2 separate regions of the Mus musculus genome follow, and region 1 is linked to region 2. The links are chromatin loops, found by intact Hi-C in ENCODE. Cell type or tissue: gastrocnemius. All regions are shown on one strand. Links, peaks and the distances in the headings refer to the core of each region. The heading gives the core; the rest is flanking DNA.

Region 1 (15,209 bases), core at 4,260-12,259, 49 kb before region 2:
CATAATCCATCATGTGGGTACTGGGAACGGAACCTTGGTCCTATATAAGAACAATAAGTGCTCTTAGCCACTGAGCTACCTCTCCAGCCCTTATAGCTTACATTTTAATATGTGAGTGCATTAAGCACTGTGTTGGTATTGATAAGTCAACAACAAAAAATGACTGTCTTTCATAAGCTTCAAACTGGGAGTGGAGCTGAAGCTCGGTGGTGAGGGGCTTGCCTAGCGTGCCCAAGACCCTGGACTTCATCCCAACATTGGAAAAAACCCAAAACAAACAGATAAATTTAACATCGTGACTAGATGGTAGATCCTTTTAGATGTCAGACAGTTTTGACACAGTGCTTAGCACCTGTTAGATTTCCAGTGGCCTACCGTATTCTTTGTGACCTGAAAAAGTCATATTCATGGGCTGCAAAAGTTGGATTGGGGAACTCAGGAAAATTGAGATTGAGAGATATTCCACAAAGATAAAATGCACAAAAATGTGATAAATACAAGTTTGTCATCCTAAAAAGAATTTGGGCCCTCTTCTAGATCACAGATTCTCAAGCCTCCATGAGATTGCTAGACAAGCATAAGTAATTTCTAAGTAATAATGAGAGTCTCACAGCACAGTTGTCAGTTCTACTGAGACACAGCAGAGGAGAGCATTCCATACACTAGGATACATCTTTGTGCTTTCTGGGCAGAGGCTTCATGCGGCCTGTAAAGTTCTTCATGCAGCCCGGACTTGGCAGCACAGACCATCAAAGGACCATCTGGCTGGGGCCATCCTAAAAGGCTTTCATGCTGAAGGTGGGCTGGGGAAAAGCTTAGGGTATAAAGGACCTGGGAGGACAGTAGCAGTGAACATGTACCAGGCAGTCTTTCCCCTACCTCTAATTTGCAGGGCAAGCACTTTCCCTGATCTGGAGTCTGTGTGAACTCTGGCTGAGCCCTTAACCACGCGCCCTTGGGCAATCTGGGAATGCAGTAACACCGTCTCTTCATCTGTTGTAGACAGCTAATGCTTTGAGGGGAGGAGGACGGTTTATGAGATGACATAGACAGACTGAGCCATTAGGAGGGTGCAAAGTATCCAAGTATCAGCTGTGAGTTTGGCCACAGACTCACAGTATGATGGGCTGTGGACTGTTAGCCTGGAAAGACCACAGGAGTCTCTCTTCATAGAAAGATGGGGAGCTTTTTGTTTCCATTTGTTTTGTCTTCTGTGCTGTGCTAGGAACTGAATTCAGGGGCTTGCCTATGCTACACCTCTGAGCTACACAAAGCCCTTGGATTTGTCCACAGGGGCTGGGAGTGGGGTGGGGGACAGAAACACAGCTTCGTGACATCATCCTCAGCAGCCAGAAGAGTTCCCCCTAAACTAAGGGACCTTGACTCCGGCTAAACCTAGATTTGTGGCTTCCACTCCGAAAAGAATCTCAGGCCGAGCCAGTATAAAGAAGAGTTGGAGGTTTTTATTGAAGACATTTTAATATAGGCTCAGGCATGATGATTAGGAGAAAGAGACACTCAGAAAATCATCCCCATGAGCAGGTCTCTGCTGCTCAAGGGAAAGTGGGAGGAGATTAAAGCATACCCAAATTTAGGTATGGCCTCCTCAATAGAGTCATGCAATTAAGTATCTTAGAATTAGTCATGCCGGGTGTTGGTGGCACACACCTTTAGTCCCAGCACTCAGGAGGCAGAAGCAGGTGGATTTCTGAGTTCGAGGCCAGCCTGGTCTGCAGAGTGAGTTCCAGGACAGCCAGGGCTACACAGAGAAACTCTGTCTCGAAACAAACAAACAAAACCCAAAAAACAAAAACAAAAAAAGAATTATTCATATATGCCACTTGGGGGGCTCTGATTCCATTTCAAGGGTTTTAGGACACACATACCCCTTACTCTCTTGATAAGATCAGTTATAAGGTAGTCATGGGTGCCTTGGATTGATGTATAATCTGTTAAAGTAAAACCAGCAGCCACTAAGACTGCACAAGGGGAGCAGTACGTATTCTTCCCCTGTAAATTGTGTTTCTGGTAAGATTCCTAGAAAATTGCAGCTTTACTGTGGGGAAGAGAGACGCCTTCAGTAGTTGTTAACCAACTCCTGGAATTCTTGCTTCCTTGCTGATGAGAGGGTTTGGACCCTTTCCCTTCTCACTTCTCCAAGACTTTTCTTGTCTTAAAATCTCACCTTTAGAGCCAGGCATGGTGGTGCACGCCTTTAATCCCAGCACTTGGAAGGCAGAGGCAGGCGGATTTCTGAGTTCGAGGCCAGCCTGGTCTACAGAGTAAGTTCCAGGACATCCAGGGCTACACAGAGAAACCCTGTCTCAAAAAACAAAAAACAAAAAAAAAAAAAACAAAAACAAAAAAACCAACAGACAAAAAAAATCTCACCTTTAAAGTATATCTTCCTGTCTGTCTAGTGGTAGGAAGACGGACATGTACCACTACATTATACACCGCAGCCACCTTTCTGTGGCAATGAGGAACAACCAGAACCTTGGGCACACAAGGCAAGCCTCTATCCTAGAGCTTCCTCCCTAAGCCTCATGAATATAAGGGATTTTTTTTAAGTGTTCCTTTATTTCTTTACTTGTATTTTATGTGCATTGATGTTTTACCTACCCTGTGAGCTGCCATGTAAGTGCTGGGAATGGAACCTGGGTCCTCTGGAAGAGCAGCCAGTGCTCTTACTGCTGAACCCTCTTTCCAGCCCATGAATATAAGTTTTAAACATCTCCTGGGTAGCACACTGTTGTAAACATTTTTAATCTCAAACCAGATAAAAGACACACACAACCTTTCTATTTATATTAAGCTTGAGCAGCCCACGAGCAGAGCAGACACCTACCCTCTATGTTTTTAGAATCTGCTCTCCTATTGATAATTGAGTTATTACTATGTTTCATCTGGGCTACTCTTAACTCCAATTGGCCAACCCTCGGGGCCATGGTTTCTAGACTCCTAATCCATGGTGACCTTTTCTTCCTCCTTACCTTCTCCTCTCCTTCATGCTTCTCCTCTGACCACCCCCACCCAGGCCCAGGAACCCTAAAACCCCCCTATGTCTCTTCTGCCCAGCTATTACCTATCGGCATCTTTATTTACCAATCAGAAAACTTGGGGGCAAGGTCACATAGCATCACTTGGATCTGTATTCGACCTTTTCTTCCTCCTTACCTTCTCCTCTCCTTCATGCTTCTCCTCTGACCACCCCCACCCAGGCCCAGGAACCCTAAAACCCCCCTATGTCTCTTCTGCCCAGCTATTACCTATCGGCATCTTTATTTACCAATCAGAAAACTTGGGGGCAAGGTCACATAGCATCACTTGGATCTGTATTCTGACTCGTTTCTGAGGCAACCAGGCAGGCCTTGGGGCCCATACTTAACATTACACATACAGCAAAAGACTAACCTCAACAGCATACACCTTTAATCCCTGCACTCAGTAGGCAGAGGCAGGTGGATTTCTGAGTTCGAGGCCAGCCTGGTCTACAGAGTGAGTTCTAGGACAGCCAGGGCTATACAGAGAAACCCTGCCTCGAAAAACCAAAAAAAAAAAAATTGTTTTTGTTATTTTTAAATAATGTGTGTGTGTGTGTGTGTGTGTGTGTGTGTGTGTGTGTGTGTGTGTGTGTGTCTAAGCTTGAATGCACGTAAGTCCACAAATTTAGGTTTCTACAGATTCCAGGAGAGGGTGTCAGATCACCTGGAGCTTGGAGCTACACTTGGCTGTCAGCAGATTGATGTGGGTGGGTACTGAGCCATCTCTCCAACTCCCCTATCCTTAACCTGTAAGAGAAACGGGTTTTCCTTGGAAAATGCAGCATCCTTGTTTCTGTTTCTGTGGCCACCTCTGAGATGAGCCACCAAACCAGACACCAGGTTACCTTCATTTCCTCTCTGCCACCTCACTGAGTTGGACTTTTGTATATCCAGGTCTTCAGTCAACTAATATTTATGGAACTTCCTCTATGAGCCAATCACACACACACACACACACACACACACACACACACACACACACACACACATACACATACACACACACACACACACACACATGCACACGCACACGCACACATACACACGTGTGGCATGGGTTAGGTGAACTGACAGTCAAATGGGTAGGAAGAAGGAATGAAGGAATGGAGATGGAAGGGTGATGTGATCAGCCTTAGCCAGAGTCTAGATTCTAGACTCTAGACGATCTCCAGAAGGAAGGCTGAGTTCCACCCTCTACCCATTCCCCCTGGACCCTCCCAGCACAGAGGTGTCCAGAATCCAAGCAGATGTGAAAGAAGCAAACCAAACTCATCAAAGACCAGGGATGAGGCAGCTCGCAGGAGGTCAAGTGGATGACTCTGCATCCTGAAGAGAACAGCATGCCTCTATTATCTAGTGGGCAGATGGCCCGCAGCAAACCTGGGACAATCAGAAGGGAGGAAAGCAAAGGATGGGACCCTTTTGAAGACAGTGGGTCCCCACACCATCTCTGGTGAGCAATCCCCCAATGACACATTGGACAAAAAAGAAAAGGAAAGGCTGACCTTATGTGTGGCAAGCACACACGGGAACACGTGTTCATCTAGATGTGCACACATGCAATGAAACAAAATCATGCAACTCACTCTAGGTTAGGAGCATGGATCTTTAAATGCAGCAAGTAGAAGGCCAGCCTGGTCTGCAGAGTGAGTTCCAGGACAGCCAGGGCTATACAGAGAAACCCTGTCTCGAAACGCCCCCCCCCAAAAAAAAAAGAATGACCCAAAGGAAAGAACTCCTTCAAAATTTTAGTACTTTCCATTCTTTAGTCTAGAGTCTAACTCAAGATTTTTTTTTCTGGTAGAAGAAAATCTACTATGACTACTTACTTTTTAGAGAGATAACAAACAAATGTCCAAAACCAGCATGTATGCTAACAGACGAACTGTCCTCTAGCGTTTCTCTCTTCCTTGGTGTAGGATAGAGAGGATAGAGTGAGTTCTGCCATGTTGTTTTCCATATGGCAAGAAATCGGCTGACTAATGGAGGAGAGGGTGTAGAAGTGACGCTGTCTTAGTCTGATGAACAACAAGGAGACTCTTGTTTCATTAGAGATCCTTCTCTCTGTTCAGCACAGTTGGTTGGAGGAGGGGGAGAGGAAGAGGGCAGGTGGCCATGCTGGCTGTCTCCAGTTTCAAGGACAAGCAGTTCTGGTTGCTGCCTCTGGCTTCCCAGGAAAACTCAGATTCTCTTTCATGTAAGTGCTTTCCCTGACCTGAGGCCGGCTGGGCTTGAGAAAAGATAGCAGCCTGTCTGGCCTTGAGTCTTCTGCCAGCGATCGAGTGTCTCCCTCCGGTTTTGTGTTCTCTGAGAACATTGATGCGCGGCTCTGGGGACTCTCATAGAGTGACCTCAGGAGGGAATCTGATCCCAGCGGGGTGCTGCAAAGCCTGAGCTCTCCCTTCCAGCCCCAAGGACAACCTGGATGTATGTTGACAAGCCCCACTGGTGGAGGGGGGTGGGAAGCACAGGACAGATACTGCCCAAGACAAAGGAACCTTAGCACAGTGCTCTCTGCTAAAGGAGAGGGGCCAGCACCTGCAGCCTTCCCAGGATTTACAAAGTCACCAGGTAAGGTAGCATGCTCTCTCCCAATGCTACTTTTAAAACCAATGACTCCATGTGTGTGTGTGTACATATATAAATATATATATATATTCCCAATACAACCAAATCGTCCCAAAATTTCAACTCAGACACCTCATACATTGTGGTCATCAAACAGGAATTCTTGCATCTTTAAATGAGTATTTAAGGGTTGGGGTGTGGCTCAGGGGTAGGGCTCTTGACTCTCATGAGGGTCCCTGAGCTCCAACCCTAACACCCCAAATAAGTAAGTAAATAAAGCCACAATAATGGTTCAAGTGTTTGGTCTTGACATGGCTGCCTTGTGGTGTTGGAATGGAGCCTTTCCCGTGAGACATCAACATCCATGTCGGGGTTTTCAGTATTGGATTTACATCAGCTCCAGGGGGGGGGGGGGTTGTATTTTCTCAGAGTTATGGCTGTTGGCATCATGTACCTCCATCTTCTCTTTATTTCCTCCCCTACCCCATCCACATTTTTTCCTAAAATGACTATTAGTTTTTTATTGGCCAAAAGGGTAGGAAATTATGGCATCATTTCAGCAAACCTCTCCATGCCAGGTGGCAAGTGTCTGCCTCCAGCACCTGGGTGAGATTGATTTGCCTTCCAGCTGCATTTTTTCCACGACTGTGTCATGAAGCAGAGCAAGGAGAGCAGTTGCGAGACAGACAGGACGGAATGAGGCTCCGGGCCCTGCCACTCATTTAGCTGTGCAGCCTTAGCTAATGGGTTACTAACTTCTCTGAACGTCCCCTTTTCCACTCACAAATCCGTTTTGAGGATGAAATAGAAAAAACCCACAGCATATGTAGATATTCAGAGAGTACAAGCTCTCACTTCATCCTCTGCCCTAGAAGACAATCTATCTCTGCTGGCCATCCTTAACTGGCTCTTTTCAAAGGCTGTGGGGTTTTCCTTAGCAAAGGGTATGGACACAGCGGGAACTCTGTTTCCTTTTGGGTCAGTGTAGCTGAAGCCTAGGCATACCATAGTGGAGGCATCCAGAATGAGGCGTTGTTTTGTGTGGTGCTAATAACCCCAGAGCCACACACATGCTAGGCAGGTGAGATGCCACGGAGCCACACCCCCAGTGCATAGACTGAGGTTTGTGAGAAGGTTGCATCCAGTGACAGTTTTCCTTTGGGTCACTGCCTCCAGGAGCTCCTCTTACACAGAAGAAGCTGAGCCCACACAAGCTGTTCCCTAACACTCCAGACTATCCTAGTGCTCACCTGAAATACAGTGTCCCCACCAGCCCCTGCCATTTGTCCCACACAAAGCCTTGGAAACAAATGCTCATGGACATTACACATAGGTTTGGTCTTTCTCTACTGTGATCCTGGCAGCTTGGGCTTCCCTGAAATTAACACATTCTGCTGTGGTTATGGTGGTGGTCATTGTCAGACGCACCTGTAATCTCTGAGGTTCAGAGACTGAGAGGAGAGAAGAGAGCTTGAACTCCGGAAGGGGTGGCCAGACACTTAGGGAACTTAGAAGGACCCTGTTTTTCAAAAAGAAAAAAAGAAAAAGAAATCACTCAAATGTTAATGCAGAGCGTCTATATAACAGAGGGCCCCCATGGACCCGAATCACAGATCCAACAAGTCCCAAGGTTTTGCCAGAGTTGCTGTGTTTAGCCCTGTTTGGCCCAAGATTTCAGGTTGCCGAATCCTATAAAGCAGATTATAGACATCAGCACTGTTTGGACTTACACACTCCAGGGTTATCTCCAAAAAGCATAGCCTGTGCTCTGACACCTCTTACAGTGTGCACAGTGCTGTTATTAAATATGAATGGTACGATGCCATGGTCTCTGGTCACATCTAATTGTTGGTGATTGTTCCTCAGTGCCAATAACATACTTGCTTTGTAAATAGACTTTCCAGATGGCCTTGGCCCTCACTGCCCTTTGCAGGGCCAGCTGGTTTATACTGGAACGGAGGCAAGGACCACATTAAGACTGCTCAAGTCTCTGCCCAGCTGCAGAAGTTATTTTTAACGGGACTTAGGCATTGCAGTCCCATCTTGTTATGATAGCACTGTGGCCAAGAGACCCAAACCTCAGAGGGGAGGCCTCCCCTCTGCCCAGTATTGTCCACCAAAAAGAGAGGGAAACACGGACCATCTTAGACCAGGTTCTTAGCCCATGGCCAGGGTAACGCGTCTCTCCAGTGCCTCCATTTATAATTTCATTCTCACTGCAGTGCTCAGAAGGCTGTGGGAGCCCCAGGAGCCAGACTGGGATGCCTCCCTGCCTGAAACATCTAAGGGAAAGGCTCAACGCAGGCAAGCCTGCCCTGGTTGTGTGAGAACTTGAAGTAATGGAACGAAGGCTGTGTGTTGCCTTCTCAGTTCCTACTTGCAGGGGGTGGGGTCATGAAGCAAGCATAGAAACCACCCCCAACTCCCCAAGGCAGGCAGGATTGAAGAATTCAGAATGGAGTGGAAAGAGTTAATGGACCTATCAGCTGTCTTGATACAGATGACTTCCAGACAGAACTGCCTTTATGGGCTCCGGTATGGTCTGCGAAAGAAATTAATAAATGTGATTCATTCTGGGAGAAGGGAAACCACCAGTGAGGCCGACACAAAAGGGAGCGTTCTTAGAAAAACAAGGGCAGAAGGGAACCAGGCTGGCAGGCAGGCCATAGCTGCCCAGTCTCTAGCAGGGCTGACACACACAGGTGAGGAAAGGCATCAGTGAGACAAAGGGAGTAAATGGTCCAGGAAATTGCAGAAGGCCTGACTGGATTACCCACTGGGGGATTGCTGAGACCTGCGTCCCGGGCACAGGAAGGAAAGAGGAGGAGAGTAAACACTCAGGGAAGGAAAACACATCATTAGCGTTTAGGGAACCCCTGGGCTGCCCCTGTCAACGGAAAAATAATCAATTCTCTGTGACTTTATGGGTGTTAAATCCCCACAGCCTTTCCTTTGATAGGCTAATGTTTAATAATTTTAAACAAGTTTAAACACTGGTTGATACTGATTACTGAGGCAAGCCAAAGCCTTCTTGTTCTCTGGGAAGGATGTGCTAGCTGATGAGGCGCCCCGTCTGAAGTTCAGCTGCTCCCTGCCACAGAGAGACTACAGACCTTAGGGAATGCATGGGCAGAGCAGAGAGGAGAGCCGGTGTGCTGGTGAGGTGGGACTGAGGGTCAGCTGGCAGCTCGCTGCAGCCCAGCCTCAGGTCTGAGTGTCAGGAGCACTCCGGCATATTCATTTTTGATTCATGAGTTAAGTTCGTTTCATGCCCACTTTTTCTACCTTTCAAGAATCATTTTTACTAAACACTGTTAGTACCAACCTTAGCCAGTGCTCGGGCTTGCTGACCCCCCTGGAGAGCACTGACAGAAGACCTGAATCCCCTCACAGGTACTGAAGGGATGCCAGAATCCTCCTCCTCTTATAAGTTGGTTCTATCTCAGCCATTTGAGCAGCCATAGGAAACGTGCTGCTTTTGGTGGTGGGCGCATACTGTGAACAGTGACATTCCAGGTGGGAACTGGTTCCTCAGAGACTCTAAGGTCTCTGCCAAGCTCTGTTAAGTCCTGAGGGATTGTTTGCTTTTCTAGTTGACCCTTCTCCTCCCAACGCCAACTTTTTAAGCTGTCTTGAGCTAAGACATTCCAGGTAGGTGACCAACTGCGGTCCTCCTGAAACCGAGTGAACAGTCTACATTTCCAGGGTCCGCCTCTCTGAGACGGTAGACCAGGGAAACCCTAGTCAAGGCATCCTAGAGTTTAGCATCATCTGTACAATGTGCAAGAGAATCTCCAGGCTCTTTGGTGCACTGGACTGTGGGAGGAAAAGAGACTATACAGGGTGTATGCAGGTGTGGCCTCGGACACAGATGTGGGAGTTCTGTTTCCACCTGGCACTAGGAAAGCCAGACAAAGCCTGACTTAGTAACCAGTGAATATGACGAATATGACATCATTGGCCTGGTGGTTCCACCAAAACTTAGAGAATGTCAGAGTTACCATTGGAAAATAGACTATAGGATCCAGTGCATTTAGCTGTTGCTTTATAGGAATTTCAGGCAAATGCTTAATTAATAGAAGTAGAAAAATTTTAAATGCCATCCCAACCCTCCCCCGGGGAAAACAAACAAAACTGTTCTTGGCTCTAAAAACAACTCTCATGGCCATCCTGTTCTGTAGGCCTTGACCCAGTCATGTCTGCTTACCAGAGCTTTGGTCATCAGCTCCACACTGAGCCCCAGTTAAGTCTCTCCCCTCTGGTACAGCACTGGCACTGATAACATGCTCATTCAGCATTTGTTCTCTTCCCTCTGCAATTAGGATTCGTTCAGTACACCTCGGGTGGTGGTAATTGGGAGTTGCTAATGAGTAAACACATTGGCTTCATTGTAGGTGCGGCCAGCCGGTTGCCCTAATACAATGAGGCCAGTCACTATTGGGTCATGTAACAGACATGTATGGAAAACTGAGGAAGTGCCAGGCAACAGTGGCCAAATAGACAGTGGCAAGTTCCTGCTGCCCTGGAGTAAGAACTCGGTGAGAAGCAAGAGAAGAGGGAGCTGCTGGGAGTCAAGTGAGCAGAGGGGTGGACTGAGCAGAGAAGAGGGCTGTAGAGCTTAGTGGAGCAGGGGAGGAAGTGTTCTTCATTGTAAGGTACAAACTGACACCTCTATAGCAAAACACAGGCCAAGGAGAGGACAGCACATCCAATCTGTTTAGCAAAGTTGTGTGTGGCACGAGACCCCTCGAAATGAGGAGCCAAAGGTCTAGGAAGAAGGGACACTTCATGCTTAGGGTCAGTGAGGAATGGATAGTACCATGACAACATGTGATTAGACCAAAACGGGGCTGATCTAATGGAAATCAACCTGGGAGACCCCTGCAAGGCTTCTCTGTGCAGCATCCTGTGCCCCGACATGGGAAAAGATCTCAGAAGGACAGGTCTCGTGGCCTAATCACAGGCAAGGTGGGCCAGAGAATCCTCTTGCTTCAGCTGTCACAGGAAGGTGATGGTGACATTCCTAGTGCTCTCCAGCTCCCAGGACTCTGCAGAAGCATGCTGAGTCCTGGCAATCAATCCTATGGTGACCGGAAAGTCCTGATGTATTCCAATTTATATCCAGTTTTGTCTTCTTATAGCTCACTTTACAACTGGGGACAAGCTCGTGTGTGTACTCCTCTGTGTCTAACTTATATCTCTTAACAAAATGCATGGGTCAGTACCAGAACTCAAGACAGACATAGCAGTGATTGTGTCAATGGTGCACTAAATGGTGAATGTGTGCAGACAGGAAATGCTGAACAATGTGTGTGCCCGGAACAGAACCATCTCATTTCCCTGGGCATGGTGGCTAAAGCCTGTAATCCCACCACGGAGAGGTTGAGGCAAGAGGAACTCAAGTTGGGAGCTAGCCTGGCCTATATGGTGAGACCCTGTCTGAGGGGGAAATGAATAGATTAATTACCAAGGCTACTTTTTGTAAGAAATTTTTTTTTTTGGAAAGAAGGCAGCCCATGATTAAAGCCTTCTCATCTGTGCCCTATTTGTAAGACCAAGAATAAAGCCTTCTGGCTTGGTGCCCTTACAGGGGCACATTAACCTGAAAGCACCTGTGTGTGCATTTCAACATGTTCCGATTTGATGTGGGTTACACGAAACATGTGTTCTCATTTTGCTTGAATATTTTTAGATATATAAAGTTATAATTTAAAAACTAGTGTTGAAAGAACAGCTAACACTGATGTAACCCTGAAAGCATCTATTAGCTTCATATTTCAATTCGGTCACCAAATCCAGATGCATGGCATTCCTCAAGAGATTCGAAATACTTCGTAAGAATATTCATTTTAGAGAGAGTAAAGCATTCCTGACTATCTTCATGTTAATTACACGTATAGTTCAGAGCATACATTAGTATTTAGATTAAAGGGTGTAGTCCAAGCAAGACTTGTACATGTGCCCATCGAATTTCCTGGAAATGGCAGCCAGTCGTGGCAGCCTCAGGCCTTTCTAGCTCCCGTTTGTTTTCTGTTGCTCATTCATCAGACAGTCAAAGGGTTTCCAAGTGGAAGGCATGTTAGATAGTTAGCAAGGCATTGCTAAAATGGCAGCTGTCTTATTTTCTTAAAGCACTGATCTATCACTCGGGCCTTTCATGCCCCCATTTTTCCCCTCACCTATTCAGAAAGCACTTGCCTTTTAAAAAAGAAATGGGCCCAGGCCTCTGTTGAAACCCCTCTGTGTAGCCACCATGGGCCTCCTTGGCTAAGTTATCATCTTTTCTCCATCCTCACAACTCTTTTCAAGGGCTAGAGAATGGTCCGAGTCGTCACAAGCTGGGGACAAAGCCCATTGGCTTTTATTCAATTTGTGGACATTCCGTTTCACAATGTGCAGAGGAGACTCAGAAGCCAGGGGCAAGCTGGGCCTGGTTAGACCTGTGTGTTGCCATGGTACCTGACAAGATTGTGTCCTGTGACTAGCAGCTACAGGTGAGCTCTGGAACTTTTGACACACAAAGACTATGTCACAATAGAGTCCCAATATGCTTTCAATCTGTAACCCAAAGAGATACTTCAGCCGCTCATTCCCACCACTCTCTCCTCTGCTCTTGCAACCAGCAGCTATGCAGCTGCCATATAGCCCACTGGGGTTGCACTTCTGCCCTTGTGTGTATGTGTGGAGTGTCTACTTTGGCTTCCTTGGCATTTGGAAATGAAAACATCCCTTCAGACATTTGACACCTGTCTGTTCCCTGTTGCACGGAATGTCTGCAGACAACGTTAACATGTGAAAAATGAATGCACCAGGCTCTTCTTCCACAAGGCTGGCAGACATCCTCCTGTGTGAACTCTAGGTCCCTAGTTCTTACTCCGTTCTGATTTTCTTCTGTTCCTTCCCCTTTTTGTGAACTTTTAAAGGACATGACCGCATTTCATCAAGTGTGCACCATTGTCCCTGCCATTGCTTTGTCCTGCGTATTTGCTTCTTGAACATGGCAGCAGCGTGCAGAGTGCACAGGTTTCCTGTTCTCCAATCCTTGTTCTCTTATACCTCTGCTGGATGCACACCAGCCTAGGACAGTAGTAGCTGCAGGCTCTGGCTGCCAGATGCACCTCCTGCCAGTCTGTTTTGATCTCCTCTGTCGTCTATATGTTAGCTTCAGTAGGAAACAGTGACAGCAGAGTTACGGTGGTGCTTGCAGTTTGATCTTTCGAACCTTTGTGCATGTGTTCAGAAGCAGCTAGGCAGACCATAATCTTTCCCTTAACGGCTTTTTTTCTTCATAAACCGTCACCCAGTCACACAGTAGTCCTTACAAAAGTTTGCCCCCAAATACCTGCGGGGTTTGTAGCATCATACTTTCTGAGATGTCCCTGTGAGGACCACATGCAATTGAAGAATGCCTTCTCAAAGGCCAACATCTGTTCAGGTTTCCTCCTAATCTTCAGGAGTCAACTGGGATGAAGAACGAACATGTGTGGACTTTCCACTCTTGCTGCTCGTTTAAAGCACAAGTGTTGTTGCTTTTCTATTTTGTTTGGTTTGGGGTTTGTTTCATTGTGATGCTGGGGTAGAAACCAGCAAAATGTCACCAAGAGCATACAGACTGAGCTATACCCCAGACTCTGTTCTACTCTGTGTGGTGCCGATACAAGCAAGTCCATGGGTCAAACCCAGACAGTTTGTCAGACATCAAACTGGGCAGTGAAGAAGGGAGGTAATGGTGACAGATGACTAGGCCACGGATAGAAATCCAGTTTTAATAGTATTCTCATGCTGTGCTAGTTTTATGTAAATGTGACCCAAGCTAGAGTCATTAAAGGAAAGATCCTCAGTTGAGAAAATGCCTCCATAAGTCCAGGCAAGCCTATAGAGAGGCCATTTTCCTACTGAGTAATCAGTGGGGGAGGGCCCAGCCCATTATGGATGGTGCCATCCCTGGGTTGGTGGTCCTGGCTTCTATAAGAAAGTAGGCTGAGCAAGCCAGAAGGAACAAACCACTAAGTATCACTCCTTTATGGCTTCTCCATGAGTGACTGCCTCCAGGACCCTGCCCTGTTTGAGTCCCTGTCCTGACTTTCTTTGATGGTAAACAGAGCTATGAAAATGTGAGCCAAATAAACTCTTTCCTCCCCTAGTTGCTTTGATCATGGTGTTGCATTGTTGCAATATTAGCCCTGACTAAGACACTTAGTGATGGAGAGAATTCTAGGACAGCCCAGAGTGGATGGCAATTTCTTGCCAGGTAATGAGGTTGAAGGGACATTCCAGCTACAGAGGATGACTTGGTAGATGTCCCCAGGTCATATGATGAGATTTCTGGGCTCTACATTTTTGAGTCCAGAAAGATAATAAGAGAAAACCTGGATAAGTAAGAAAGGCTAAACCAGTCCACAGAATAAAGTTAAAGCTTTACTCTGTAAGTCATGGGAGCTCCGCGTATAAGGCATGTCTACAGGTAGAAATCTTGAGTAGAGAATACTAAATCTGGCCTTCTACTTTGCAATGTGGCCATGTAGAACCAAAGTCATGTGCCACCAGGAGTCTTCTCCCAAGCAGAAGATATTAGGACAAGCACATTTCATCTGAAAGTTTCCCCCTCATTGGGACAGTCTGAATTATAGAAAAGTCTTCTTGGAGTGACCTCATGCCTTTTGAAGAAGAAAAGAGAACGGTAATTTACTGTCTTACCCTTGGTCACAGAAGAGCTAAATACATGACTGTAGAGTGCTGTCCCCTGTCTGACCACACTAAAGGCCAAAGCACTGCTATAGTGAGAAATAATGGCTTGTCATTCAAGGCCAACAGGAGTAGCTGCTCATTTAGTACAAGTAATGTGTGCTCAGCGTGAGAATGGAGAACATGGCAATGTAAAAGCCAGCTGTTATGAGTCACATCTGTATCACTTTACTTGTTGCTATTAAAAAAAAAAAAAAAAACAACTAAAGCAACCAAGGGGGAGTTTATTTTGGCTCGAGGCTTGAGAATACAGTCCACCATAGCTGGGAAGGTGCAGCAGCAGGAACATGAGGCAGCTGGTTCCATGCATCCACAACCAGGAGGCAGAGAGAAATGCTGGTGCCCAGCTGGCTTTCTCCTTTTTATTCAGCCTGGGACCCTCACCCATGGAGTAGTGCTGCCTATGCCCTTTTTATTCAGCCTGGGACCCTCACCCATGGAGTAGTGCTACCTATGCCCTTTTTATTCAGCCTGGGAACCTCACCCATGGAGTAGTGCTGCCTACGCCCAGGATGGGTCTTCCTTCCTCAGCTACACCTCTCTGGAAATGCCTACACTGATACACACAGAGGTGTGTCTTCTAGATGATTCTAAATCCAGCCAAGCTGACCGTGTAGATAAACAAACATCCAGAAACAGCCCTATAAAAATAATAATCACTAAGTATCTCTCAAGGTCAGAAGGCAAAAAGAGTCAAGTCCCATTCTTGGACTTTGATGGGGTCCTGTGCCTTCATACTGTACCCTGCCCTCCAGGCTCCTTAGAGTCTGTCCCAAGCCAGCGATCGAGAATTAGTTTGGAGCAATAATTCCTGGGCCAGAGGAATATACTCTGAGTTGCATATAACAGAGA
Region 2 (15,209 bases), core at 3,436-11,435:
GGCAAGAGAACCTCTGACTCGGAGTCCTCCTAGCCTCAGCCTTAAAGACCATTCCATCTCCCTCCCACAGTCCAGGGCATTTATGGGCTCCATTGTCATTCCAAACTTTGTTCTGATAGAATCATAGATCCTAATTTATAACAAAACAAGGACCATGTGGGTCACTGAGCTCTGGAAATGAAGATCTGCAGTCTTGAAAACGTGAACTGGGCCTGTGGGAAGCGGCTCAGAAATGGCGGGTAAGGAAGGAAGGCGCGTGCTGAGAAGACCTGTGAATGACATTTGCCTCCTCAGGCTGGCCACCCTGGATGCTAATGTCAGTATTTTTGGGTGCTGGGGATGAAAGTCGAGGTCTTCCAGGAGGTAGGCAAGTGAGGCATTAAGTAAGGAACATGCTCTGGCCTGATATTGAAACATTGTAACCCTTCCCCTGCAGCAGCAATGGTGGATGTGGCATTTCCACTCATGTTTTGATTTGCTTTCCTTGAGGTCAAGATCTCACTCTGTAGTCTACAGGAACCTCAAACTGTCCTGCTGTAAGACTCCTAAGTGCTGGGATGACAGCGATGGGCCACCAGGCCCAGATCAAATTTGTTTGTGCGGAAGTCATTCTGAACCAGGCTGACCTTGAACTCACGGCCATCCCCCTACCACCGCTTCCAAAGTGCTGAGATTACAAATGTGAGCCACCATGCTCAGCTCACACTTTTCAACACAGGAGCCGGTTAGTTTTTTCTTCCTTGAAGAGATCACCTGAAATCTGGAGGCTCCCCAGCTCTCCACATGAGTCAAAGCTATCAGCTTAAACACTGGAGAAAATGTGACTATTTTTCCATCAGTAAATGACCCCACTTTTTAGACAGACTGTAAGATGTTTCAAATGAGTGCAAATTACACCACAGAAGTTCAAATTTTTTAAATTCCCAAAAGAGCAAGAAAGGCATGCTGGAACTAGGTATTTGTACTTCCACGTTGCTAGCTAGCTCCCAAAATCTAAAAGCTCTACAATTGCTTCTAGTGATGTCATCCTCGGAAAGGCTCAGGAGCATCATTGGATGAGACCTCCCATTTCATTTACTAGAACTTAGTTTTCACCACACAGAAAAGGGAAGAAATCAAATGATCTCCCCTAAGCGCCATCCACCGCTTCAGAAATGCAGAGGCCAACCTGCATCAAGCAAGGTCCTGGTGTCAGATAAAGAACTGGCTGACCACAGCTCCCTGGCTTGTCGCCTGGCTTTGTATAGCTAGTGCTCAAGCTGGATTTTACCCTTTGAGATGGTTGTGGGGGAAGCGATGGGGTAAAAACTATTTTGTGACATTGAAATTTCATGGAATTCAGATCTCAGTATTTATAAATCAGGTTTGGGGATGGCAAAATGGCTCAGTGCGTAAAGGTGCTTGTTGCTAAGCCTAATATAACAGAGTTTGATTCTTGGGACTCACATGGTGGAAGGAGAGAACAGACTCCCACAAGTCCTCTGGCCCCTACAGATGTGCCATTTTACACATGTGCCTACACACACACACACACACACACACACACACACACAGCCTTACTCAAGTGTTTGTGAAGTACCAACTGTGGTTGTGTGGTTGTTTTGGGTCAGTTGATCAGCTCCTAAGCATTACCGTGAGAAAAGAAGATTCCCAAAGGAAAAAAAACCCTGCTTTTGAGTGTCAAGTTTTGCCACAGATATGCCTGTCCTTCCCTGGTACCAGGTATTGTGTAAGCAAGGCTCATGGCCCCAGAAACAGCAGTTATGATTCTGTGTTCTATTAACAATGACTAATCACAAAATAAGCATTCCCCGAAGAATTCACACCATAAAATATTTATTAAAAATTTAAAATGATTTTCTCCTGCTTTGGTTATTAAAATCTTTGATTCTTATCTGTTGGTACCAATTGCCATTGATAATGTAACATTATCGCTGTCATCATGAGATGAGAAACAGATGACAGAAGGCAAGAAGAAGACGCTGTGGGTAGGATGGTATAAAACACCAAACTTCACAGTTATTTAACAAATTTTGGCTTTGCTAGCAGTTGAAAATTCACTTACAATGTATTTAAACTTTTTCCATAAGTAACCAATGTACAAATTCAGTTGAATTTGATAAATTAAAACCTTGGCAGTGAACACAGAGCTTGTTGAAGGCTGAGGAGAAAAGGGATGCCATGTCTCCCTGGGGAGCTTTTCTCTGGATTTCATAGCTCCTGCTGCTGGAAAAATAAACCATCTGATAACAAGAGCATAAAAAAGCCTTCTGATTTGCAAAGTGGTTCACGTTTGAGGTTTAAGTGCCACCTCATGTCCCAGTGACAGCGGACAACCTATCTGAGCATCTCCTCAGTACAGTTGTTTTTTTACTGATCTTCATCGGCCCATTGATAATTTCCTGCCCTTGGGACTATTTAGACAAGGGGATCCCAAAACTGGGCAGAACAAATGAACCACCAGGCTGTATCATGAGGCAAAGTTGAAAGTAACTTGGAGAGCAGCAGATGACAGCTCATGTTTTCAATGGAAAACAAACAAACAAACAAACAAAACAAAAACCACATCCAATTGCTTCTTCTGTAGAGCCAGGAAATAAAAAGACACCATCAAAAGGAGAGGAATGGCTTCAATGCCACTCCACCCCCAGAATGTTGAATGTCTTCCTTAGAAATGGACATTTTCTTTCAATTTCTGTACTGTAGAAAAATCACTTAAGATCTCTACACATGGTTATCAACAAAAGCACATAATAGCCTCCCCTCCCCCAAAAGCATAAAAATAGACAGACTATATCTTTTACAATGAAATTAAGACATGCCTCTGATGATTGAGGCTCATGACTAGGGTCGGAGTTCAAGATCGCTTCTTTTCATAATAATTATATAATTTACATCTCCTTTCAGCCTTGAACACTGATTTTAAAAAAGCCCAGGTAAAGGGGCGGTAATGGGCATTCTCCTGTGCCCGCCGCTGAAACAGAAAGGAATAAAGACATCCTTCAACCCCTGACTCTGGCAGCCACACCTCAAGGGCACTTAAGGGGCTCAAGCTTTTGTCACACGCTTGAGGACACAGGTGGCAACTCCAGGGGCTGTGGCTTTCAATTTTGCATCTGGAGACACACACAGACACGCTGCTGTGGAGATGTCCCCTTATAGGTTAGAGGTGAATGACGTCATCCGGAAGCGCATCGGCGGGTACACCACCAACTTGAGCAGACTTGTGGTGCAAGAATCAGGCCCCATGTTGTTCAGTCTCGTAAAGGAGTCTAATCTGTGCCGTGCAGGCTATACAGTCACTGCAGGGAACATCTTCTGCTCACTGTTAGTGTGAGCAAAGGGGGGCTGCACTGGTCTGTAGCCAGGCTGCAGGCCATCCATGAACGGAGGCACTGGCGTCATGGGCACAGAGTCATGCTGTACGGCATAGCCTACATATGGAGTATGCAGGTACTGCCCTTGGTGGGGTACGATCTGGGTGGCCTGCTGACAGTTGAGTACTGAGAAATTTGTGGGCATGTTGACATACACATTGTTCATGGTTCCCTCGGGCAAGCAGCAATTGGTCTGTGATCTCGTCGGGGGAGCCCGGGCCCCCGAGTTCGCACTGGAACTGGAGCTGGCAGCGGTGCTGGACTGACGAGAGGATGAGCCCCTGGAAGTGCTGGCACTGGGAATCATGGGGATGGTCTCCATCAGGCGGTTGGCCCCTGGGGCTCTGCTCTGCTGGGGATCCTGCTTTGGACGTAGACATCGGCAACAGCATGCGGCAACGAGAGACCCGAGGATGATGAAGGCAACGAACACTGAGCCAACGATGAGGAACGGCACGTAGATGGGGACTGCAGAGAGAACACAGCATTAGGTTTCCCATCAGAATCCCTGGACACGGCGACCAGCAAAGGCCGGGCCAGCTCCGTCAGGCCAGAAGTGCCCAAGGTGCATCTTCCGTGCCCGAGTGCTTTGGAACGCTGCCAAGGCTCACAGGTATGGCAAGGCCCCTGGAAGCTAAACGTCATAATCCCACTTAGAGTCCCCTAATACAATACCAGAGGCTCATGTCCAAGCTGTCACAGTACAGGCTAGATCTAGGTGATCCTACAATAACTGAATGGCCTAAAGAAATGTAAGTCTTCCCTAGCAGGGCACCGGCTCTAAATATGAATGACTTTACACATTCCTTGGCTTCTTCTTGCCAGGATTTTAAACAAGTTTCTTTTCTTACAGGCAGAAAAAAAAAAAAAACCATAAAAAACAAATAACTTAGGTAAGACTCTGAACCTTTGTCATTTCCAAATAAGAAATAAGACGTGGAAGGGGAAAAACAATCAAAAGACAAACAATGGGCCAGGGTGACAGCTCAGCAGAAAAAGGCTCCTGCCACCAAGCATAATAATGAACGGAGTTCAATCTTCAGAACCCAGACGGAGGACAGAGAACATCTCCAAGTTGTCTTCTGACCTCCACAGACACGCCACAGCACACGCTGTGCACACACACACAAAATGGATAAAAGTTAAAAAAAATATATAGTAGTAAAAAAAGTGCACAGATCTAAAACAAACAAACAAACAAACATACAAAAAACAAAACAAAACAAAAAACCATGCTTAATAAAAGTGCATAACACAAAAGTTGTTACCAGAGGCTGAGGGTGAGTGGGGGAAAAGGAAGGCTGGCAAGAGCCGGTGGGTATTAAGTTATTCTGAAAAATAAAACCATAAAATAACAATAAAGGGTTGTGAGTAAAACTAGCAGAGTAATGAACTTCACTTTAAAGTTATTTTCTTTAAAACAAAAAAACAAAACAAAACAAAAAAAAAACCTTTCAGGAACTTTGCATGGTGTGACTCTCAGCTTTAACCTTTGGAAAGCCAGAAACAAGAAAATTGTCTTGGAGTTCAAGGCCAGTCTAGACTACATAGTGAGCTACTGGGCCAGCCTAGGCTATAAAGTGAGACTTTATATATTATATATAATTATATATTATCTTTTAAAAATAAATAACAGAATTGTTTAAATCATGGGAGCCATAGGCAAGGCAGGAACGCGGGGCAGCATGCTCAGGACCTAAGCAGACAGGAGGAGCCTGCAGGAAGCCTCTGGACCACTTCTGTGGAAGTCTCCCTACAGTCAAGAAACTGCTGCATTTTCTGGTGAGTTCCCAACTAGGTTTCTTTTTCAGCAGGTGTGGGAGTGGGTGTGAGGTGTGGGGAACTGACCTGGACAGAGTCCTCCCAGATGCTAAGGAACCATGTCACCACTGAGCCAAGCCCAGCCCTCCCTAAGGACTCCATCTGAACAGGGGTTCATGGGTCTCACCAGTCTTGGTGAGGCACAGTTGCCAGCATTTCCGATGGGGCAACACGGAGCCCAGACCTCAAAGGTCAGATCTGCGAATGGCTTTTGCAGACTCTATCCTGGGAGTAGGCGTCCCCATTCACATAGCACACAGAATCACAGAGAAATAAACTGCTGAGCAGAGCCACTTCTGTACTCAGGGTCCGTTCCGCAGACCAGAAGGCTTGCTGCCATCTGCAGCCCAGCTGGCTCCCACAGCTGTACCATTCTCATTACACCAGCACTGGAGGCCCCGTCCAAGCAGTGAGAGCCAAGCCCTTTCCTACACACAGTAAAAATATCTCATTCCCTAAATTAAGATACCAGCTCCCTCATGTTATAAATGGCAAACAAACAAACAAACAAACAAACAAAAACCCACAGAGAAGTTTTACCTCCAATATGATAGCAAAATCCAGCTGAAATCAGTCTCAGCCCACATAATGAGTTTGGGGGAGAAATAACTGTTCTCTTTCCAGGATTCTTAATTGGAAGTGTAAATAACTACACAGGGGTAAAGAATGCAGTGCTACCACAAGCCCCCGCAGGCTTAATTGGGCAATTCGTCCTTCATTGCAGAAGGGCTGTGAGAGAACCGGGAGACTTAAAGATTTAGGAGTGGAGTGAAGGGCAGCCATGGCCAGCATCCACAGTGTGAGAAGGCCGCTGCCTCCAGCCTTAGCCAACTCCATCCCGACTTTTAGAAGTTATTAACAAGCCCAATTGAACAGACACCTTATTGTAGCCATTTGGCTCTTTTCTCTAGGCTTTGTTCCCAGACCACACACTCCGCAAACTGAGCTGCAGTTCAGATGGTGCCTTCTCCAGAACGACCCTCAGTTCTCCTCCTTTCAGACTGAAGTCAGTGCAACAGCAGCAGGAAGAGCAAACTAAGAAAACGCTTAACTGCACTGCAAAGAGCTGCTGGGCTGGAGACTGCTCTATAAAGCAGAAACCACCTGTGCCAAAGCGCAGGCAGCTCCAAACCTATGTATGTGCCTGTAGCACTCATTCACACACACACACACACACACACACACACACACACACACACACACACACACGCACAGAGAGAGACTCAATTTGGCAGCCTCTCCTTAAGGAAATGCCATCTACTAAATTATTTGACAGGCTTACTTTCAAAATCTGGCTTTGTCTATTAAGAAATAGTCAAAAGTCTCAATGAGCAAAGTTGGGCTCCGTTCCAGTGGCACGTCTATCAAGTCAGCCTAAGGAGGCCAATCCAGATTCCCAGAGGCCTAGGTGGTCACAGGGAGCTGTGCACTGGCTCCTGCGGGAGAGAAGGGATCCCTGAGATGTGAAAAGGTGCGTCACCCACGGGAAGTCGTCTGCTGTCCCCCAGAACTGCCCTCCGTCTGAGGACCCTTGGAGGAGAACCCTGGACAAGCCTTCTCCAGAGGGGTGCACCCTTGTCATTTTCTTGACTATTCCCAAGATTAAGCCCAGTGGAAATGGGACGAAGGGAAAGGAAGGCACGGACCATGAACAGAAGCAACGTGTTTTTTCTCGAGGTTTTTTGCCCCACTTCATACAAAGTTAATGAGTAGGGGAAACAAAACAAAACAAAAACAAAAACAACCCCCAAACAAAAACAAAAAACTCAGGTTTCTGCTCCCCGGCCCTTTCCTAAAATCTCCAGGCTTCCTGGTCCTTCTTGCCCAGGCAAAGCAACCGCCCTCCCGCTCCCTCTTTGCACCTGGCTGCTGCTCGCCTACCTGCCGAGCTGTCTGGGCCTTCTCGGTCTGTCCGGCCAGGCTCCCCTACGCCCTGCTGGCGGTCGTTGTCGCAGCCGCCCTGGTCTAGGCGCGCCTCGGCGCTGGAGCAGCAGTAGCGCAGCGCGCAGCTGCCGCAGCAGATGGTGGCGTCGCCGCCGTCGAAGCGCTCGGGGCACTGGAAGCCGATGCGCCAGACGCCCTGCGCGTCCAGCCAGCCGTGGCAGTACTCGCCGCTGGCCCGCGCCCCCGCCGCCAGCAGCGCGGCCAGCAGCAGCTGCAGCAGCGACGCGCGGTGCCTGGAAGAGGTGGAAGGTGAGCAGCGTCCGCCCCACATGGCACTGCCCTGGGCACCGGTGATGTCTCTAGAGGTCACAGATCTCCCCCAAGAAGTTATGGTTCGGCGATCCCTGGGGCTTTCCGTGAGGAACACTCCCCTCTGAGGCGAAGCCCAGGCTGCAGAGCCAGGGTCTAAGTCATCCCTCCTTGCGAGTGACCACGTCCCTGCTAGGTTCGGCCTTCACAGGGGCATCACAGAAGAAACGTTTCTGAAAGCTTGGCTTGTGATCCGACCTTCTTTGGGCATCCTCGAGGGGACGCCTCGCTGCCGACCAGGAGCCAGGCCGCGGCTGGAGCGTTTCAGCATCAGAGTCCGGAGCTGGTGGCTGCTTTCCCCCTCTATTCACTTCCCCTGCGAGAAGCAGCGAAGGAGGCGGGCAGTGCGCGCAGTGCTCCCGGCGGCAAGTGCAGCAGCGGCCGGCTGCGCTCTGCCTCCGCCACTCTGTGCTCGGTCCTCATGGCTCCGGCCACCGCTCGGGACGCTGCGAGTGCCCGCACCTCCCCTGCAGTCCCGGAGCCCGCCCGGCTGGCGGCGGCCGCGCGGCTGCTGTTGGGCGCCGGGCCAGCGGGCTGCCCTCCCCGGCTCCTACTGCAGCCCGCGTCTGGTCTCCTTTCTCCCTGTCGCTGGTGCGCCCCCGGCAGTGCGCTCCGGTGGGAGCCGCCCACGGAAGTTTCAGTCCCTCGGGCTATGGGAGCAGAGGAGCGCGCGGACACCCCACGCTCGCCTGGCAAGGCTGCGAGCCAGCTCCGACTGCCCGGCTGCGCACCGCGCTCCTCACTTAAAGAGGGGCTGGAGGCTCCCCTGCGCGCATGCGTGCCGAGAGGGCTTTCCCTCCGCCAGGGGACACTCGTAGCCCTTCACTTTCCTTCACCAAAGGTGTGGCAGTGGCCAGGCAGCGGTGCGGGTGAACAGAACAGACAAGTGGGAAAACACGTTTTAAGTCAGCCACGCCTTGGAAGCCAGTTAAAACAAGGATAGCAGAAGTAAGTTTAGTGCGGATCTTCGACGTCCAACATTCCGAGTTACTCTGACAACTCTCCAAAGAATAATTCTTACTTTCCATGTTACAGAGGACTCAGTCATCACTCAGATAGACTTGTCTTGCTCAGCTTTCAACCTCCAGGCCCAGGACGAACACAAACCCTATCTGAGCTGTGGTGCCTGGCCTCCCGGTGCCATGGCACTGCACAGTAAAGAGGTCAGCAAGAAAGTCAATAGGGTCACTGACTAAATTAACTATATTATTTTATTAGTTTTCTTTTCCCCTCCCTAATTTGGTGTGGTGATTGTTGGCGTCCGGCAGAAAGGTGCCTCCGTGTGACACTTGACCTCCTTGGCTTAGACAGCTGCAGCCAGGAAGAAGGCAAGGGTTCAGACGCCAGACATTCTGAGAAGAAACGAATAGCTTCACTCTTGAAGCAGCTGAGCAGGTGCTGATGCTATTAAAGTAACGATGAGTATTTTTAAAGGACCTACTGCGTCTTTCTCAGCTGGAGTCATTCCATGTGAATGCTAAACCCAGCCCCTGAAGGAGGAACCATCACGTGTTTCCGGGCTGTTTCTTTGTGTATCTAATGGAGAACTGGCTGTAACAAGAATACAAGGCAATTTTGTCCATAGCAAAGACATTTTTGAGTTAAACCACTGTAGGGCTCTTAGTGCAACCCTTACCTAAAACATTGAGAATTAAGCCTTCCACTCATCCCAGAAAATATTCACAGAGAAAACTCTTCCTTCTGTGCCTGTGCCCAACAAAACACCTTATTCTTGTCATTTAAGGGACCCTTGCACGGAACCCCAGAGCGTGGCCTGGGAAGGAAATGCTTTACCACAGAGCTCCACTCCAGTCTTGAAAAGACATATTTTAAATGCGCCAAACATCAACCCCTATAAGCTAAGAAATGAACAAAACTCCAACATTGAAGAAGCATTCATTTCATAAGCACATTCCGAATCGAGTTCTGGGGATTCACCTTGGCTCCTCGAACCGTTTCCCTCAAGCAGGGTGGTCTCCAACCCACAAACTAACTAGGCCCAACCCTGATTAGCATCAGAGATCAGATGGGTGTGGTCACAAACTCAAGCAGACTAATGTTTCTGAATTAACAGAGCAGTTGGACTGGAACGGAATCAAGCAAGTAAAAATGATACAACGATCTATAAGCAGCGTTGTGCAGAGCCAATGCGTGTGTGAGCGGTGGGTATGTAGGTGTTTGTATGTGCATGTATGTCTACATATATGAGCATGCGTGTGGCGGCCAGAGGTTGACTGATGTCAGGCCTCTTTCTCAATTATTTTCCTTATTGAGACATGGTATCTCACTGAACCTGGAGTTTACCAAGTTAACTAGACTGGCAGGCTTATAAGTTTGCCTGTGTGTGCCCCCATCCCACCCCATGATAGGATACAGGCCAAAGCCACCACACTTAGCTTTTCTATAGGTGCTGGGGATTCGAACTCAGGTCCTCATGCTTGAATAACCCAGCCTTTACTGACTGATCCAGCTCTCTGACCCTTTACAGGGCCAGTTAAAACACACAGGGTGACATTAGGCTGAGAGGAAAGGAGAGAAAAATATCAAACACTAGTGTTTAGATTTAAGCCCTAAGAGGCCAAGGATTGATGGGTGGAATCATGTAATGGATGGTGACTATGGTTAGCTACCATTTTCTGAACACTTACTATATTCTTATTATATTCTAGGCAGCCATGTTCCTGTGGTGGCTGATATCCTGTACTGAGCATCTCTCAGCATATTTAATCTTCACAGCCACCCATAAGGAAGACATTACTTTGCTCATTTTATTGGTAGGGACAAATTTCCCAGCCCAGGTGGACAGAGGGTGTCAATTTTCCTGGAACCACTCACTTGTTGCCTGACCCCAAAGCCCATTTACCAATCCACTGGTCACCATTCCCAGTGTCAGTAGAAATTGATTTACCTGGTATTCTGGGGGTTAATACTTTTCTAAAATTTATTTTGTTTTTAATTATGTGTAGGCATGTTTGTCTGTGAGTGAGTATGTAACATGTGTGAATTTCAGAGGCCAGAAGAGGCCACAGGATCTACTGAAACTGAAATTACAGGCAGTTGTGAGCTGTTCCTTTGAATGCTGGGAAACTTACTTCAGTCTTCTGCAAGTGGGTTCCTACTTTAAGTATGTTTCTTAGTTGTTGTGTTTGATGCAAGGTATTTGTACTTAGTGCAGACAGCACTTGCTCCATACTCCCTTTCCTTTCCATTTATACGAGTCTCCAAAACACCCATGGTTTATCCAGGGTTTATAAAGAAATTGTTGACCATTTCACACTGAATCGGTCAGATGGTTTGGTAGTACTGTGGTTTAAGGACACGTTCTTGTTTCTTTCCCAAATAGTCAATGATTAGTCTATGAGGATCCTTTGAGAAGTCACATCTCGAGCAGGAACTTAAGTTGTTTTGAGAGTATGGGGCTCTTGAACAAACGTGAGGTGTGGAGCATCAAATTTACTCTGACCAAGATTCCCAAAGCCTTCTGGGGGCTGCTGTTGAACGAGAAGGACCTATGGAGTCTCTCCGAAGGCAAAGTTCTGCTGAGGCAACTTGTTCACACTGGGTTCTGGGTGAGGGCAAGAGGAAGCCACGATGAAGCTGGACTACAGTTTGGGACTTCTTCAGATTGAGGAATTATTTCTTGGAGAGGTGGCTGCAGACCCAGGTCCTTAAGTTGGTCCCGGGCGAATCTGTTCACCATGCCTGTGTGCTCATGCACCACTGTCATATCAGGGTCAGAAAGTAAGTGGTGAACATTGCATTCCTCTTGGTTGGTCTGGACTCCCAGAAGTACTGACTTCTCTCTCCGTTGTCTTTAATGGTGATGGCTACCTGGGAAGTGGGAAGAAGGAGAACACCAAAAAAGGCCAGGGTGGTGCTTGAGCTGGGGATGAAGAGGAAGAGGATTAAATGAACACTTCCCTGTACGGGCTGTCTTTTCCAGATGACTAATAAAGCAAAATTAACATGAAAGAGAGGGGGAGAGGGAGGGAGGGAGGGAGGGAGGGAGGGAGGGAGGGAGGGAGGAAGGAAGGAAGGAAGGAAGGAAGGAAGGAAGGAAGGAAAGGAGGAAGGAAGGAAGGAAGGAAGGAAGGAAGGAAGGAAGGAAGGAAGGAAGGAAGGTTATATATGTTCCTGAGCCCATACTCTCAAGAGAGACAGAGACAGAGAGAAGAAAGAAAGGGAACTTCTGACATTTCACTAGTACCTGTTGAAGACCATACACCTAAACAAATGGACGACTGCAGATGGGCTGTACCTCCGTGAGCTCACTTGCCTAGCAAGTACAAGATCTGGGGTTGATCACCAGTACTGTAAAGCTAATGAATTAATTATGACTAGTCTTAGCTTCGCGACCCGGAGTTGATATAAATCATACAGAGGTAATCACATTTCAGGTGCTGGCAGTCAGAAAAGCTGCAAGCTCCACCATGCTTTTCTGTGAGAGACCAGAAGTTTCTTTCTGGCCACACACCCGGCAGTAGTCTGCTAACGAGTAGTTTCACGTTGGGTCATGTTCCCCACCTTTTTTAGAGAACAGGAGCAGTATTGCAAATTTCACATTTGTTCCACTAAATATTCTTTTATGCTTAAGTATTTGTGTTATCCAATATGAATTCAAATTAAACAATTATGTTAATTTACATTTTAAAAAATTTTCTCCTTCTCCTCCTCCTCATTATTATTTTTACTACTTTAACTCTATATCTTGCTCCACTGTTTTATCTAACCCCCATTGGATGTTTACTGTTTCATAATTTCTCTTTGGAAATATTGGGTTAGAAGGCATCCAAGACTTTTGTTTTTGTACAAGAAGGAAAGATCAGCAAGTATGCAAAAATGATTGCAACGGGGTTGGGAAGATTGCTCAGTGGGTAGAGCAGTTGTTATGCAAGCATGACGGCCAGAACTTAGCTCCTTAAAACCCACTGCTGCACCAGACTGTAACCCCAGCAGCTCCACTGGCTACTCACAATCCCAGAGCTTGGGAGACAAACCACAGGATTTTCAAGCTATGTGTGTAAGGAGAGACCCTATCTCAATATATAAAGTAGAATGTGATCAAAGAGAACATCCAATATCAACTTCAGGCCTAAACACACACACATGCATATAAAGATTTGCAAATCATATATAATGAGTCTAGCACCCATAACATAAACATTCAACAACTCAAGAACAAAAAGAAAAATAACTCAATTTACAAAAGATTTGAACAGCTCCCTTACCAATTAAGGACCAATCATATGGAAGGATGTTCATTTTTTTTGTCACTAGTCATTAGTTGCCGTAATCAAACCTCATTAATCCTAGAACGGAACTAGTGTTGATAAAAGGAAGAAAAATAGTGCTTGTAAGCATATGGAGAAACCGATATCTGTAAACATTGCTAGTGGAACGAAATGTGGCCTAGCCATTGTACAAAGCAGTTTAACAGTTCCTTAAAAGTTAAGTCAGGAAGGGCTATGTGGCCCTACCATCCCAGAGACTCATGTATATATAGTTCAAAGAGTTGGAAGCCTATGTCCATGCATAAACTTCTGCATTGATATTCAAACACCGCTGTCCACAATAGCCTAAGGCTGGAAATAACTGTCTGCTCGCTGGAGAAAGGATGAACAAATGTCCTGGATCCATACAATTACAGTAAGCTTTACCTACACAAGGATAAAGTCTGAGTACATGCTGCAACAAGGATGGGCCTTGAAAACATTGTGCTGACGAAAGACAATGCAAAGATCATGTACTATAGGAGGCTACTTCTGGCAGAGGTTCTCAACCTATGGGTTCAGACTCTTTTGGGGTCACCCAAGACCAGTGGAATACAACAAATATTTACATTACAATTCATAACATCAGTAAAATTATGAAGTAGCAACAAAAATAATTTTATGGTTGGGCTCATCACAACATGAGGGTCGCAGCTTTAGGGAGGTTAAAATCAATGCGTTATAGGCAATGGCTATAAAAGAAAAATCCAAAGACAGGGAAGATAGGTTTGTGGTTATCAGATGCTGAGAGGACCTAAGAGGAAATGACTGCATGATGGGTCTGGAGTTTCAAAGTTTCTTAGAATAAGTGGTGGTGACCGTCACACACATTGGGAAGGTACTGAATGTCACTGGTGGCAGGCTTTATGTGTGTATACTTTATCTACTCTGAGGATATGTGGGGGGAAAGTTTCTCCTAGATTCTCCCAACACAAAAGACTTCTGAACTTTCAGATATGTGGTAACTTTGCCTTCCGATATGAAGCAGAGAACAGGCCAGCAACTGACCAACCAGGTGTCTGACCTCTGATTCTATTCAATTCTCACATCATCTACCTGCAGATAGCATCAGCTTCATGGGTGAGAGTTCAGACCCAGCATGGATACTTATGTTGGTGTAATTAACAAATCAGGTACAACAAGAGATATACAATAACTGATGATAAAATATATACAGATTATTGAAACTCCCAGGATCACCAACCACTCTTATGCATTAGGGTCACTACTAAGTAAAAGAACAATTATTTGAATGTGACACAATGATACCACAGCCATTAACCTGGTAGCCTAGACGGGCATGAAATGAAGGATGGTCTTGTAGAGTGGACCATGTGGATCTAACAGACAAGCATCTAAGCTTCCAGTTCTGGGCTGTGAAGATTTTATCGTTTTACTCAGAAAGGTATTGTGATGGTTTGTATATGCTCAGCCCAGAAAGTGGCACTATTAGAAGATGTGACCCTGTTGGAGTAGGTGTGTCACTGTGGGTGTGGGCTCTAAGACTCTCATCCTAGCTGCCTGGAAGCCAGTATTCTGCTAGCAGCCTTCAGATGTAAAACTCTCAGCTCCTCCTGCACCATGCCTGCCTGGATGCTGCCATGCTCCTGCTTTGATAATAATGGACTGAACCTCTGAACCTGTAAGCCAACCCCAGCTAAATATTGTTCTTTATTTAGACTTGCCTTGGTCATGGTGTCTGTTCACAGCAGTAAAACCCTAACTAAGACAGGTATGCAACTTAAAATGTGAGCTGTTTCTGGAATTTAGCACTTAATATTTTCAGATTGCGGTTGGCCCAGGTTAACTGAACTGATAAAGTGGGAATGACTGTACTGCCTGGAAGCCAGTATTCTGCTAGCAGCCTTCAGATGTAGAACTCTTAGCTCCTCCTGCACCATGCCTGCCTGGAGTTCCCATGCTCAGCCCAGGAAGTGGCACTATTAGAAGATGTGACCCTGTTGGAGTAGGTGTGTCACTGTGGGTGTGGGCTCTAAGACTCTCATCCTGTAGTTCCCATAGCAACAGATTTGAACATATGATGACAGAAAAACTGTAAGGTCTCTATTTTTAACTTCAAGTAGCTTGCCCAGGGTGAGGGAAAGGTCAAGGATGATCAGTTATAGGCCAGAGAAGAACAAAATATTATATCCCATCCTCAAAGATGAGTTAAACCATTGAGTCCAGTCTTGACCCGTTAGGCTCAGTCCCTTCAGAAGCAGCAAGTAGTTCTCTTGGTGGCCTACTCACCATCTCTAAACTCTCCCTGCTTCTTATAATCTTATCCCTTACCTATATCCAGTGAGGAGCCCCTTGTATACCTTTAGGAATTTCCAAGTTTTCTTTATTAAGAAGACTCCCCGGTGTCCGTATTCAGGTGGACACGTTTTCACCCGCTGCTTACCCCTGCTGCTGGGGACTTCAGGAACCTATCCTGGTGGTCTGCACTTCCTGGCTAGTATCTGCAATGGATCTATATTGCCCTTTC

The links. Peaks named below come from ENCODE experiments on the same cell type or tissue, not always from the same donor. Only the 100,000 strongest peaks of a DNase experiment are listed, where the experiment ranks them.
Region 1: it touches region 2 in a loop (6-fold over the local background); 2 of 42 quality-filtered maps call a loop at or near these places.

The regions. Positions count from the first base shown.
Region 1 is chr14:59,667,883-59,683,091 of GRCm38, reverse strand. All of the region lies in intron 34 of Atp8a2 (ATPase, aminophospholipid transporter-like, class I, type 8A, member 2), which reads left to right. Among named protein-coding and RNA genes, the nearest start is that of Shisa2, 50 kb to the right of the region's middle. In gastrocnemius, for the core only: no CTCF peak of the experiment used is centred there; a DNase peak (open chromatin) is centred at 7,564; H3K4me3 peaks cover 695 bases; H3K27ac peaks cover 4,517 bases.
Region 2 is chr14:59,618,271-59,633,479 of GRCm38, reverse strand. It overlaps Shisa2 (shisa family member 2), which reads right to left and starts at 8,199. Exons shown (of 2, transcript NM_145463.5): 1 at 7,080-8,199; 2 at 1,820-3,845. The coding sequence starts at 7,413. The coding sequence ends at 3,292. It also overlaps the pseudogene Gm18073. In gastrocnemius, for the core only: CTCF peaks have their summits at 8,047 and 8,261; DNase peaks (open chromatin) are centred at 6,087, 6,539, 7,223, 8,170 and 4 more places; H3K4me3 peaks cover 4,548 bases; H3K27ac peaks cover 4,583 bases.